Regions from separate parts of the Homo sapiens genome. Here region 2 is linked to region 1. Evidence: chromatin loops called from intact Hi-C (ENCODE). Cell type or tissue: mammary epithelial cell. All regions are shown on one strand.

Region 1 (8,000 bases):
TTTTGGACATGACAAGCATTGTCTGATCTGATCATAAGCCAGTGTCATACTGGCCAAGCAGTAAAGTCTATTGTTTTTTGTTCCCATTGGAAAATACTGCTATCAAATGAAGCCTTATTATACTCCTAATCATGAAATGCTTGACATATCATATCTTATTGTAAAACATACATATAGAACTTAAAATGCCTGAAATTAAACAAATATTTAGCAAAAACTTTGCTTTAAAAAGTACTGTTAACAAAAAATTAACATACAATCTAATGTCTTTTCTCAACGCTTTTAACTTCTTTCAGAGCCGGGAAACTGTCTTCCTGCCTCTCCATTTTCAACACGTAGAACAAAGCTTGCAATTTACCAAGTATGTTAAATTTATTTGATGAACAAGTAAATGCACTCGTTCTAATGCACTCCATCTAGCCCTTGAGTAAATCAACCTGGAAGCATAAATTCTATGAGCATGGGCCAATCATGGTGGGCTTTGACATTTTCTGTTCACCTGGACAGATTCTAGAAAGTCCTGACTAAACAGTGGGAATCTTGTTGTGTATAGGAGGGCTATATATTACCATAGAAAATGACATCTGCTAGCACAGTAATTTTCTGTTTTAAAGTAAGTCAAGGCAAATTGATCATCCAGCTGGTGGTCCGCACAGTGGACATTGGCTCCTCCAGTAGGATTAATTAATAGGAATAAAAAGGAGGAGAGTAAGTAGAGCAGCAACTTGAATTGTGATTTGCATTTCATTATTTCACAACATGAGGAGGGTTCCAGTCTGTAATTCATAAGGGTTTACTTAACTTGTGAGGCTTAAATCGAACAGAGAAAAATATATAAATATTTCATCTCGGGGGAATTAGATTAACTCAAGAAGAAAAAAAAAATCTAAAGAAACTGATATTAGGCATTCACCAGTAAGTATTCACATACAAAGTAGTATCTTGCAATATCAGAATGACACTTTAGCCTTCATTTCCTAGATTTATATAATTTTGGAAAACTAGAATTCAGATAGAACTCTGTTGGACTTGGGATATTTGGCTAAAACATGTGGTTTTAATCCTTGTTCACAGAGGGAGACTTGAGAAGTTCTGACCAATGAAATGCAGAGGACAAAGTAGTGCTACAGGGAAATTAATTTAACAATAACCAGATGAATTGAGAGATGTAGAACAAAGAGAGATAACTGATATTCATCACATATAGCTACTAAACTTTCCTAGATCATTCATTGTTTTACTGTAAACTTTTTAACTTCTGGAATTACACTATTTACTTCTGTATACAGTGTGGCTTAACATCGTAATTTTAATAAGCAAATTTAAGTTCTTTTCATTAGCAGGCAGCTATGTTGTTTCTGAACAATTAAAGAAATTTAAATATTTCATATAAATCTCATTGTTTGAAGATTGTGGCCAACTTTCAACAACTTCAATATTAAACTCGAAAAAGAGAAGCCTCTTTGTTTTATATTTCCATAGGTTTTTGGGGAACAGGTGGTATTTGGTTGCATGAGTAAGTTCTTTAGTGGTGATTTGTGAGATTTTGGTGCACCCATCACCCAAGCAGTGTACACTGAATCCAATTTGCTGTCTTTTATCCCTCACCCGCTTCCCACCCTCTCCCCCACAAAGTCCCCAAAGTCCATTGTATCATTTTTATGCCTTTGCACAACAGGAGCCTCTTTATATTGTAATTTGCATCAGGAAAAGCTGAACAGGGAAGAAAGAATTTTTTCAAGTCTATTGCAATAAAGGAGAGAGGCCAGAATTCGGTCTGAGCTCGACTCCACTGAAACAAAGAGTGAGAGAAATTTTAAGTTCTGGGATGAGAGAGAAAGCATAGGTTATATGTGTTTTCTAGCTGACTTTACCCATTGAAACATAAATTTTCCACTCTCTTTGTGACAAAAGGGTAGTTTTACAATAGGAACAAGGCAGCCACCAAAGTTAGGCTCCTACCCTTCCATAGAAACCAGGAGATAGGGGTGTTATCTCCCTTGATATTTACATTCAAAGAGTTACGTTGTAAAACTACTAAGAGGTTTTTTTAAAAAAAATTCACATCTCAAAGGGGCAGAGAAAAATTTACAATTATGTTTTCCAAAGTAAATGCTGTACAAAAATGGAGACCAGGGCCCTAGAGTCAGGAAGAAACCTATGTAAAGTGTAGTCAAGCTGAGGGTAATTGTAATATATTTAAGTCTCTTGGCCAATGTATTTAAGTCTCTTAAAACATACTGAAGCAATCATAAAGAAAGAAGAGTTCTTCAGAAAAACATAATCAATAGGATTCTATATCAATCTTGTTGATATATATCTATATATAGATCTATATACCAATATATGATAACAACATATATAGGTCTAGATACAGATTTATAGAGATTTGGGTAAAACTAGAGGGAGAGGGAGATTTATTTAATGGAACTGGTGCATAAAGGTGTGTGAGCTGGCAAGTCTGAAATTTGCAAGGAAGGCTGGCAGGCTGGAAACCCAGGGAAGAGTTGACATTGCAGCTGGAATCTGAAGGGAGTCTGCTGGCACAATTCCCTCTTCCTCAAAGGTCCTCAGTCTTAAGACCTTCAACTAATTTGATAAGGCCCCCCCACATATGGAGAGCACACTGCTTTACTCAAAATTTCTGAATTTAGGGTTAATTTTATCTAAAAAATAACTTCCCAGCAACATCTAGACTGCTGTTTGAATAGACAGCTGCATACCATGGCCTACCCAAGTTGACACATGAAATTGACCGTGATAGGCAGTGAGCCTGGGACACAAAAGAATCCGGTAAACGACTTTATGAAATTCCAATAATGTATTTCAGGAGAGTGACTATCTCTGAGAAACATTCCTATACTACTGTTATTGAGTAATCTAGTTACCTAATAGGGGAAAATCAGAAACTTGACATAAATGTTCTTGTAAATTTTTATAGTTTCAGAGAAATGGAAACAATCATAATTTTTTCTTCTCTGTATAATAAAATTTGTTTTGAAATATGTGAATATCAGAAGAGGCAAACAAGATGCTGCTTTTAAAAAAAGGATCCAATTTGGAAGCAGGAAACTGCTTTCCACGGCCATACAGGTAGGCAGATTCTGACCTTCTGATGATAACTTCATTATTTCTGTAACTGCAGGGGACCCACAACACGATCTCAGAGGTAAAGAGATTTGCAATTTACATTTGCACTGAGATATAGCAAAAATGAAAGGTGGACATATAGCTTTTCTTAGAGTTAGTCTACGTTGGAAAACTACAACCCATGATAAAAATTAGATGTAGTTAGCCTTAGAAATGATAACTTTAGATATTGTGTAGTGCTTAGTACTTTGAGAGAGTAGGAGATAGGAGAATAAAATAGAAAGATGCATTCAAGCACTAAATAGAGATGTTAAGAAAGCTTGCAGCAGATGAAGTTATTATTCACCTGATGTGTTGCCATCTCTCAGATCATGTGATATACACCTTAAAATGCAAATTGCTTCTTTCTAGATATTGGCTTTTTTTCTCTCTCTCTATTCAGTAACTGAAGATACTTTCGGCTGTACACCTAGGGCCCCGTTTGCCAACTTCCTAAGTCCTCTACAGGTAAAGTTATTTTAATCCATTCCCACAGGTTCCTCCTTTTTTTGAAGACTTTATTATTCTGTACTATTCAGCTCTAAAGAATCTACTAATATAATGTCAGCCTCCAAATTGAGGAAATTAGCTAATGTAGGACACAGATTTATGGAAATATTTTTTAGCTATTTAATCATTTCTCAAAAATCAACAATCTGCGTAATAGCACTGAATAATTACCTTAGTTGTCAGAGCCTAAACCCTAGTTTTCTTTTTCATATTCCACTTCTTCCTATTTTTTAACTTGTATTTAATACTACATCTTGTTTTCACAAATTCTGCATTCCTTTTTCATTCTCTACTAAGAATACTATTTAGTTTTTTGAGTTTATTATATTATGAAAATAATAACAGAGAGACAAGATTTCCAAAGGGAGAGTTTATTCAGGAATAGCAGACAATTGCAATCTGGGATGTACACGCTATGGTGAACCACAGGCACATCTAAAGTGGCTGGGATACAGGGAAGATTTAAAGACAAAAAGGAGAAATCCATGCAAGCTTCTTTGAAACAAAGACCATTCGTTCTTGCAAGAGTTGACATTAGCTCATTGGCAGAGACAGCCATTGATAGGCAAGCATCCTCGTGCAAGTGGCTTAACTGGAATACCACATTTTTAAGGAGTTCCTTGCATAATTCCCATCATAGGCATATAGGCAGAAAGCTCTTATAACTCCAATTATAGGCATATGAGCATGAAGTTTCCTTCTTCATGATCTCCCAGCTCCATTTCTTTAGGGCTTCACATAAGTGACTCCATTTTGATATTAATAACTTTTACAAAAAATGCCTAGTTTTTCATATTGCTAAGATCTTATCAATGGTATGTCACTTCACTGACTTAATGACAGTCCCGAAAAAATAAACTATCACATAAAAATAAAATTGTAGGTTTAAACCTGACTTTAAAGTCATAAAATCCAGAGAATTTGTTTTGGAATGTATAGCTTACAGTGAAAATCAGGAAATTGCACATCATCATGAGTGGTGCAAGGTCAGGCATAACCAAGTCCATGAACATCTGTTTCTTTCCACAAGGTCAGACCTGTATGAATGCTATTTCAATCATAAAAGCCATGAACTACATGGAATTCCCAAGGAGGCAATTCTTAGTACTACCCATTCACTTGGTTGCCAGAGCTGTGGGCAAACAGGCTCAAGCCATTGTCCTCTAGCTTGCCTTTCTATAATTGCTTATTGCTCAAGAATCATGTAGCTGGGGAGTCACAGGATTTGCAACTTCCTCAACTGCTCCTATAGACAACATCACTATTGTCAACATCTAAGACTTGTCTTTGAGATATTTTTCAGACTTTTGCATTCTGGTGACCAACTGACTCACTCAGATTCCTAACTCACACCAAGGAACTGGCTCAACCAGTTCTGTGACTCTCACCCAGAAGCTGACTCAGTGCACAAAGACAGATTAGGCAGTCGTATAATTTCATCCCCAACTAAGTAGCAGCACCCATTCCCTAGCCCCCTGCCCACCAAATTATCCTTAATAACCCTACCACTCCAAGAGCTTTCAGGAAGGCAGACTTGAGAAATGTCTGCTGTCCTTCCCCTTGACTGGCCCTGTGATAATTAAACTCTTTCTTTGCTGCAATACCTGCTATTCTCAGTACATTGGCCTTTTCTGGGCAGTAGCTTTCTGAAAAGATGAACTCATTGGACTGTTATATTCCTAGGTTCATGCTATGACCTTTATGCTTTGCAAATATCTTTATTATATATATGTAATATTATGTTCTGTATATTTACACATATATGTGTATATGCATATGATGTGTATGGGTGTATATATACACACATATACATAATTTGTAAATACATCAATTTGTGATGGCTGATTTATATGTAGCATAAGCTATTACCAACCCCTTAAGATTACTTTCTTTAGCTGTTGTTTATGTAACTCTTGGATTGAACTGCTTTTGAAATACACATTCTCCTACTAAATTTTGTTGGAAATAAACACATTTGACAATATTACATGATATTACTTCTGCAAGATCAATCTGCTAGAAATCTTCCTTTAAATTATAATTATATAAAACGAAAGTATTCCCTTACAACAGCATTTGCCCAGGATATATTAAATGAAAGCACTATCATTAACATTATTCTAACCAACTAGCTTTGTTAAAGAATCAGGCTTTGAGTGACTTCCTGTAAAACAGTAAGAATATAAATTTAGTCTCTGCCCCCATTTCCTGGCACAAAGGCCCCTTGGAATCTCTGCAGCGATTAGTGTCTTTTTATCTGGAAGTGAGATGACTGAGCCTGCTAGATAGCCTTTGGATGACAGTTGGCTGCCAGGGGAATGTGACTAGAGGGCTGTAACTTTCACTGAAGGTTGAACTGATCATCAATGGTTAGTGATGTAATTTATCATGTCTATGCAATGAAGCCTCCATAAAAATCCAAAGGATGGGGTTGGTAGAGCTTCTAGGCTGCTGAACATGACCACTGCCAGGAGGGTGGCCCACCCCAACTTCACGAGCACAGAAGCTCCTGCTCTCAGGATCCTTCTGAACCTCCCCTTATAAACATCTCTTCATCTGGATGTTCATTTATATATTTTCAAATATCGTTTGTAATAAATTGGCAATAGTAAATAAAATGTTTCCCCGAGTTCAGTCATTCTAGCAAATGACTGAACCCAAGGGGGTTACAAGAACCTCCAATTTATAGCTGGTAGGTCAGATGTACTGGAAGCCTGGACTTGCAACTGGCATCTGAAGTAAAGTCTTGTGGGACTAAAACCTTAGCCTATGGGATCTGGCACAAACTCCAGGTAAGCAGTGTCACAACTGAATTGAATTATAGGACACCGAGCTAGTGTGGGGGAACTGGTTAGTGCGGAAGAAACGTACACACATACATCCAGTCACAGAAGTGTCCTGTGTTGTGTGTTGAGAACACAGCAGGTGAAAAAGGCTTGTCTTCTCCTACTATACACTCCCCCTCCCCCACCGTGCGCTAGACTGCCATTGAACCTAAATGAAGACTCTTTTCTCACCAAGAAAAAATGTCATTTCTTATAACTAATCAAACACAGAACTATGGCTGCATCCTTCCTATCCTGAGAGCTAGCTTTCAGTCCTGAATCCGAATGCCCATCATGAAATGCCTTTTTTAACGGTTGAAACCCATGACTTTCCCTCTCCTCTAACTACTCAGTGAAATTCTTCATGGGTATATTCTTAAGGGTGGCATAAAAATGAACCCAGACTTAAGAAAAAAAGTTTTGTTTTATACCAGCTTCAGTTGCTTTCCTGGTATCTTTGAAATCTGTGTTTAGGATACTAATTTAATTCCTTATCCATTTAGACCTGAAAATAAACTAATCAGAATAAAGCTGACATAAACTTAAGCCTAATGTTTTATCAAATATTAACACCTCTGATTACAAAATTGTTATCATCATCTTTCACAATTTCTTAGAATAACTGTCTCATCTTTGATATTTTTATGTCATAACAAATTCAGAAACAGGATTTTTCCCTTTATTTATCTTCCTTTTACTTTTTGTGCTCATGACTATAATATCTGTACTCTTCAGACAAGGCTTGTTTTGTGTTTTGCTGTTGTTGTTTGAGCTTTTAGAAAATCCTTTGACAAAACCTTTGTTTCATCCTCCACTGCATAGTGTACGTATCCTGAATGTATCCAGCCGAGCTTGATTACATGAAACATAGCCTCTAGAACTTGGGAAGTACTTTCTTTTCTACCTGCCCCACTCAAAAAAAAAAAAAAAGAAAGAAAGAAAGAAAAGAAATTGGAATTTTTTTTTATGACTTACTGTGGGCTTGCTGAGGACTGTGTGACAATGTGGTAAATAAACCAAGGATTTAATTGAAATTTTCTTTCTGGTAATCCAGCCTCTATCCAAATTGGTTGAACACTACAACCATCATTGTTTCCATTTCATTTACTGCCCATAAAAATGAATTCACTTGAATTCAAAGGCTACAAGCTCAGAATATTTGCAATGTAATTTTGCTGGGCTGTAAGACTGATCTCTCCACATTTTTTGTATTCATATTTTATTAGAGAACATTTACATAGGAATAAAAAGAAGTAAAGAAAGTTGTTCAGAATTCCATTACAACTTATTTTCACGTTTCTTGCCACTCCACCTTCACATGTTAATTTTATACCACTATCATTAACACTTTTGATATGGGTATGTTAGCATAAGCATTTCTGCAATTACCATATATATTTTATAAACATATTTTGTGGATATCCAATATTATATAAACCTGATTTAGTTTTCTTAATCAATCTTTTATTATGGGAAATTAAAATCGTTACTACTTAAATGATTAAAATTAACCTGCAGTTCAATAGTTAGGCAAAT
Region 2 (8,000 bases), 140 kb before region 1:
AGAATGCATATTAAAGTGCTTGTGAACAATAAATAACAGCTACCACTAGAGCTAATTAGGAAAGTGCTTTCTGTGGCAAGAATATGCTGTTTCTTGGATTTCAAGTGAAATAAATATATTATGCGTTCAAATGCATTAAATATATACTAATACTTTCTTAATTATATCTTTCACGTTGGGATCTGGAGGGGCCAAATTAATGTAGCTCCATGAGTCATTTCAATTATCAAATCAGCAAATAATCTCATTTGAAATGTGGTCATACATTGACTTAAATATTTTAGATTGATGGTAATTTTGTCCTATCAATCATGTTCTTTCATTTTTAGGGTTATTTTTGGACTCAAGAGTGTAGTAACTGAAGATTTCTGCTTCTGGTGATGATAGATTAGTTTGCAGCTGACCAAAATGTATGCCAAGAACACTAGAAAAGGAAGTATAATAAGAAACACATTTGTGAAGGTATCAGAGAGCTATCAAGGCAGTTAGAAGTTCTGGAGCCAAGAACCTGGAGAGAAGGAAAGCACATTGGAGATGAGCCCAACATTCCATATTTTTAGTCAAGACATTTGCAGATTGTTAAACAGCATAGGGTAGGATGTAGAAAAGCTGAACAGAAAGTAGCAGCTAAGCAGTGTTTGACAGTCTTATAAGGAGGCAGATTCGAAGATCGGGCTCAGATTTTTTCAAGTAGGCAGGACTTGAGGGGCCAGATCCTGCAGGGAAGGGAAGAGGTGCAAAGTGAACCTGGCTGCTCCAATTTTCATCTCTGAGCTGTTTGTCAATGGAAAAGGGCCACAGGGTGAGAGGCTAAGCGAAGATTGGTCTAGATTTCTAAGAATCAGAACTTTGCAGTTTCACAGCACAGTAAAGTACAAAACTAGAATTTAGTTTCCCTAAGTAGCAAGGCATCCTGATAAACAATTTGTAAGTAGAGTAACCAGAAAATAGGCCAGGTTTTATAAAAAATCTAAACCCACTCTCAACTCTGGAATCTCGGCTCCCACAGTGATGTTGTAAATTAACTACATGCAACTTTAAAAAAAAAAAAAAAAAAGACTGGGGTCTCACTCTCACTATCTTCACCCAGGCTGGACTGCCGAAGTGCAGTGATCATGGCTCACTGCAACCTTGATGTCCTGGGCTGAAACCATCCTCTCTTCTCAGACTCCCGAGTAGCTGGGACTACAGGCGTGCAGCACCATGCCCGACTCTTTTTCTTTTTGTAGAGATGGGGTTTTGCCATGTTACGTACACTGTTCTTGAATTCATGAGCTCCAGCAATCCTTGCTTTGGCCTCCCAAAGTGCCAGAATTACAACAGGCGTAAGCCACTGTGCTGGCCATTATCTTAAGTGAAACAACTCAGGAAAAAAAGTCATACCTCACTTGTAAGTGGGAGCTAAATAATGTGTAGATGTGGACATAGAATGTGGAATAACAGACACTGGCGACTAGGCAGGGCGGGCAGAAGTGGGGAGGGTAAGTTACTTAATGGGTACAAAATGTACATTATTCAGATAATGGATACACTAAGAGCCAAGACTTTACTGCCAGGCAATATATGCATGTAACAAAACTGAACTTGTACTTTAAATTCACACAAAAGAACCCTGCCAGTTTCCAGGAAGGAATATGGCATCTGTAATCTGGAAATTTTTTTTCATACAAAATGAACATTTTATTTAAAAGAGTTTCAAGAAAACAATAACAATAGTAAACATAGCCTGTGATCAACATTTTGGAGTTCACAGAAAGTTTAAAACTGATTTATCACAAAAATATTGGTGAGAGGAATTCTGCAGAGAACTGGAATCCAAAAAAATGTTTTTCATGATTTGGAGTAAGCAAAATTTTCTGAAACTAGATGCAAAAAGCAGTAGTCCTACAGGAAAAGTTTGACAGATGGGATTTCACAAACATTAAGAACATTTGTTTATTAAAAGACACCAAAGAGATGACAGAGGCAAAGCAGAGTGGGAGTAATTAGTAAATAAACTCAGTAAATAAACTCAGTAAATAAAATACTTTCCATCAATCATACAAAAGTGCAAATTACATGACCACCAGAGTGGATACAATTGAAAGGATGGCCATATGTTGGAGAGAATGTGGGGGAAGGTAACTGGTATTCTCCTGGTGGAAGGGAAAATGCTCACTGGTACTTTGGACATCTCTTTGGCCGTGTATACTAAAAACTATGTATTTTCACATTTAGTATGCATATATATATTTCATGACCCAGCAATTCAACCCCCAGGTATATAATCAACCGTTATACATAGAATATATGTATTAAAAGATATACAATAAGATTCATGGAAACATTTGTAATAGCCAAAGCCCCAGATATCCACCACCTGTAGAATGGACAGATAATTCATATTGTATTTATGCAATTGAATATACAAAACTCTAACTCAGCTTATACTTCAAGGAACAACTATAGATAATCTCACAAATTCAATGTTTAACAAGTTTGACACAAGTTTAAGTATGTCATGACATTTGTAAACATTTCAAAAACAAATAGTCAATTGGTTTAGAAGTCTAGAAAATGGCTTCGGCTGGTAGTTTTGAGCAGGAAGAGCCAAGGAAGGATTTTTGTGGTCATGGTACTAGTCATATAGGTATGCTTAAATGAATCAGATTGTACACACTTGTGATATGTGCATTAATATCTAACAGAACTCAGTCCCTCAGTCCGTCAAACTTGCTTTTTAGTCATTAATTTATAATGCATCAAACCAAATCACCAGTTTTTGTAGCTTATCTTTGCATATAAAGAACATTTTTTCTTCCTATCCAGGGTTTATCTATTTCTTAGCTCCCACTAAGTGAAGCCTGCTTTATAACCTTAACTTTCTGAACAGAGAACATTGGGAACTTCACCATTGCTTATGTTAGAATAATTTTTACTGTTATATAAAATAACTAGTATATGACATGGCCTGCTGGATGCAATATGAGATGGATTATGGACATTGGTTCTTCTGATTGCCTGAATTATGCCACTCTACTCTGAAGCTTTCTCACAGCTTTTCCTTCATTTGCCAGTTTCATTATTCATCTGCCTGCAAAAATCTGGAAGAGATGTCCAGGTGGGGAAGGGTATGAACACAGGGACACCAAATTCTCCCCACCACAATTTTAACAAGGACAATGATTTTCCTAAATTTCAACTGTTGCTTATTTTGCTAAAGATCCAAGACTCACCATCAATTATCAGCAGAGTCAACCTAAGCTAACATTAACATTCATATTCTACCAGTGTGGTTTTGTTCTTGCTTTCTAAAATATGTTTATTAGGGTTAACATACCCTTGGTTCTATGCAATAACACTATTTCTCCCCAAAGAGAAGTTAATATGCTCTAGGAAGATGTTACTGTTACTATTTTTGTTTAGATCCTCCAACAATCTCATCATGCTTTATCTATTCTTTTACTTTGCAGCTTTATTGATTCTTACTGTAAATTATTACTATCCTCACTATCCATATTTTCTCTGAATGTTTTTACTCAAAAAATAGTGCCTTAATTGTCAGCAAACAATATTGCAAGACAGAAGCTATTATCACCTTGTCTATCTGTGAATCAATAAACAGGAGGTATTGTAGCTCAAATCAAATGAACTCTGCAGTCTGGTATTTTGTCTGGGGAGAAGAGTGAGATGCAGGGAAACAGGTGAGACCAGCCAGTGAGTGGCTCCCTTCAAAAAGCAGTGTGTGTCTAAACCCTCTGTCAAATCTCTTTTAGTTTTTAAAATCAGAAAAGGGAAGTTCACTTTATAATGGTAGACTAGTTTGTGTGTACAGTAGTACTGTAATGAACTGGACCCCAAATCCTAAGAAACAAAAATGTTTGAAGATACTAGAGAGCTACCTTTAAGGCCATGAGTATTTGTAGGGCCAAGATCTGGAAAAAGAAAAGTCAAGGGATGTGATTGACACTTGGTTCCATCTCCACTCAAGGCAATGCCAGTTCTGAAAACAGTTGCTAAGGGGCTCAGAGGAGTAGAAATGGCCACAGTCCTATGCGACTGGGAGGAGGAAGCAAAGATGGACTTTATATTCACTCAGGAGGAAGGGACTGGGGAAACCAACCAGGCTTTTTGTTGGGTTCCTGAAATCACCTAAAGTTATAAGTGAACCACTGAACCAGATAGCAGTGCTCACCAGTGTTGAAACATCTCATTTAAAATAGACAATTCTCAAAAAGATAAAGGCAAGCTACTCCTAATTAGATATTTGCTTGAAGCAGAAATAAATCTTGAAGTCTTGTATTTAATGTAAACATACAGAATTCAATACAACTTGACATCAAATACGACTTGACTAAAAACTAAAGAAAAACGATAACAAAAACAGGTGCAAAAGAAGAAAAGCAATGAAAAGATCAGATATGTACCCTGAAATAACAATTAGTCCTGGCATAGTAGCTCACACCTGTAATACCAACACTTTGGAAGGCCGAGGGTGGGGTTAATCACTGGAGGTCAGGAGTTTGAGACCAGTCTGGACAACGTGTCTCTTCTAAACTGTCTCTTCTAAAAATACAGAAATGATCCAGGCATAGTGGTGGGCACCTGTAGTCCCAGCTACTCAGGAGGCTGAGGCAGGAGAATGGCTTGAACCTGGGAGGCAGAAGTTGCAGTGAGCTGAGATCGCACCACTGTACTCCAGCCTGGATGACAGAGTGAGACTTCATTTAAAAAAAAATAAAATGTTTAGACTATTAAAAGACAAGATAGACTGGGTGCGACGGCTCACGCCTGTAATCTCTGGACTTTGGGAGGATCACAAGGTCAAGAGATCGAGACCATTCTGGCTAATACGGCGGAGCTTGCAATGAGCGGAGATCACGCCACTGCACTCCAGCCTGGGTGACAGAGCGGGATTCTATCTCAGAAAAGAAAAAAAACTGGCAGAGAACTAGAAGCTTTAATAAAGTGTAAAACCAAAGTTCTAGAAATAAAACCATATACAATGAAAATAATTGCCAAATGAATGCATATAGCGGCAGTTTAGACAGTTTGTGAGAGTTTAGATGGGTAGGCAAGAATACCAAGAATAAGGAAGAGTTTAGAAAATATGTGGTATGAGTAATTTAAAAGATAGTGAACATGGGTAAAATTCTGACATAGTGTAGCCGCAGTCCCAGACAAGAGGACAAAGATAAGGGGTAGAAGTCATGTTTGAAAATCTAATGGCAGAGAATTTTCCAAAATTAAATACATTAAACCACAAACTTAAGGGCTATAAACATGAAACAGGATACTTACCAACACACACACACACACACACACACACACACACACACACACACACCACCTTAACACTGCTAAAAAAAAAAATAAATCTTTAAAATTAGCCAGAAACAAGAATATGTATTAACTTCCTAACAGTAAGAATGGCTGGATTTTCAAAACAAAGCAATGAATGCCAAAATACAACTATTTCTCATTTCTCAAAGGTACTAAAAGAAAATAAGTCAATATAAACATTCAATATAGAATTCCATATCTGGTGAAAGATTCTTCAGAAAATGGAAGCAAGACATTTTGAAATTAAATTTGAAAGCATATGTCACCACAAACCTTCACTAAAAGGATTAGTAAAAAGTGCTCTCAGAAGGAAAACACTAAGAAAAGAGCAGTAAGTGCAACTAAACAGATAACTCTGAGTAAAAGCAAGTGATTACTGATTGTATAGACACGACAATGTCTTGTGAAATTTAAAAGTCATATAATTTATTTAACACCAACTGTCCATGAGTTAGGGAGAAAAGTTCGTTAAGGCCCTCACATTGACTAAGACGGGGCAAAAGTACTAATTTAAATTAGACTTTTAATCCAGAATCCATGCTGCTATCTCTAAAGTAACATCTAAAAAGTAAGAAAATAATGTACTATGTTATAAACAGAGGAGGTAAATGAGAAAATAGTAAATCAAGCTATCTTACTGTCAGTTCCTCCAAAAGAAAGGCCTTTGAAAAAAAAAGACTAGTGAGCCAATAGTTTTTGTGGGGACATTATCCCAGAGAGCAGAGCGATACGGCAGAAATTAAAGTCAGGAAAGAGTTACTACAGGGATGTGCTACTGACTTAGCCACCATGATGGACTACAAGGATACATCCTACCAGGACTGTCTGAAAATTTTAGCGAAATGTCACAGGTGTGTACCTAGGGAATGACAGGGAGGAAGACAGATTCATCCTCCGATTATTGCTCAAGGGTGGTCTCATGGGCATTAGCTTCCCTCCACCCCACTTGGATTCTTGAAGGTATTTCAATTTGCAGTTTCAGGGAAGCTTCTTCTCAGGTGGTAGATTGTGCAAGCAAGTTCAAGGCAAGGCATCCCGATAGCACCTGCAGAAAGCTATCAAACTCTTCATGGAACTGACATATGAAGGAGTGGTTAGAAAAAGAAGTGGGGTCAATCAGATTTTTGAACAAGTATACAAGAAGCTCCGTTGTAAGATTTGGGATGTTGTTCCTGGATAGCCACCAAGATGCGTTCTTCAGACCCCAGAGATCCTGTGAGGTACTCAAATTTTTCTTCAAAAATGCCTTATTTTACTTACATGAGCCAGTGTGTATCTCTTTATGCAACTAAGAATCCAACTGATGGGAAAGAATACTATGAATATTTAGGCATAGTCTTGACTTCTAAGAGCCAAATACTTTGAAGTTTATCTCCAAGAAATAATTAAGACTCCCTAGCAGAGAAAGACATTGCTACAGAACATAGCTTTATAAGTGTTACTTGGATCTTACATTAAATGAGCTCAAAGTACTTAGAATTTTGCAAACTGTAAGGAGTCATTTAGTGAAATCAATGTTTCTGAACAGAGAGCCATTTGAGCTCAGATTAAAATATGCTCTAGATATGGAAAGCAAGATAAAGTGTTGATAAAAGATGCTTCATCCTACAGAAACAATATCACAGAGGCTCCCACTAGAACGTATCTAGGCTTATCCCTTTTATCTAAACAAGAAAAGATGTTCTAAAAGTTTCATACGACAAAAAACACACTTGAGTCAGGGTGGAGGCAATGTGTTAAAAATAGAAAGCTGAAACGGGATCCCTTCCTTACACCTTATACTCAACTTAATTCAAGATATATTAAAGACTTAAATGTTAGACCTAAAACCATAAAAACCCTAGAAGAAAACCTAGACAATACTATTCAGGACATAGGCATGGGCGAGGACTTCATGTCTAAAACACCAAAAGCAATGGCAACAAAAGCCAGAATTGACAAACAGGATCTAATTAAACTAAAGAGCTTCTACACAGCAAAAAAAACTACCATCAGAGTGAACAGGCAACCTACAGAATGGGAGAAAATTTTTGGAATCTACACATCTGACAAAGGGCTAAATATCCAGAATCTACAATGAACTCCAACAAATTTACAAGAAAAAAACAAACAACCCCATAAAAAAGTGGGCAAAGGATATGAACAGACAATTCAAAAGACAATATTTATGCAGCCAACAGACCCATGAAAAAATGCTCATCACTGGCCAGAGAAATGCAAATCAAAACCACAATGAGATACCATCTCACACCAGTTAGAATGGTGATCATTAAAAAGTCAGCAAACAACAGGTTCTGGAGAGGATGTGGAGAAACAGGAACACTTACACTGTTGGTGGGACTGTAAACTGGTTTAACCATTGTGGAAGTCAGTGTGGCAATTCCTCAGGGATCTTGAACTAGAAATACCATTTGACCCAGCCATCCCATTACTGGGTATATACCCAAAGGGTTGTAAGTCATGCTGCTATATAAAGACACACGCACACGTGTTTATCGTGGCACTATTCACAATAGCAAAGACTTAGAACCAACCCAAATGTCCAACAATGATAGACTGGATTAAGAAAATGTGGCACATATACACTATGGAATACTATGCACCCATAAAAAAGGATGAGTTCACGTGCTTTGTAGGGACACAGATGAAGCTGGAAACCATCGTTCTCAGCCAACTAT

The links. Hi-C counts contacts between places; a loop is a spot of excess contacts. Peaks named below come from ENCODE experiments on the same cell type or tissue, not always from the same donor. Only the 100,000 strongest peaks of a DNase experiment are listed, where the experiment ranks them.
Region 2: it touches region 1 in a loop (2.5-fold over the local background); 3 of 110 quality-filtered maps call a loop at or near these places.

The regions. Positions count from the first base shown.
Region 1 is chr16:76,673,480-76,681,479 of GRCh38, reverse strand. No RefSeq gene overlaps it. Among named protein-coding and RNA genes, the nearest start is that of LINC02125, 42 kb to the right of the region's middle. In mammary epithelial cell, no CTCF peak of the experiment used is centred here; a DNase peak (open chromatin) is centred at 4,889; H3K27ac peaks cover 390 bases.
Region 2 is chr16:76,811,313-76,819,312 of GRCh38, reverse strand. No RefSeq gene overlaps it. Among named protein-coding and RNA genes, the nearest start is that of MIR4719, 54 kb to the left of the region's middle. In mammary epithelial cell, no CTCF peak of the experiment used is centred here; no DNase peak of the experiment used is centred here.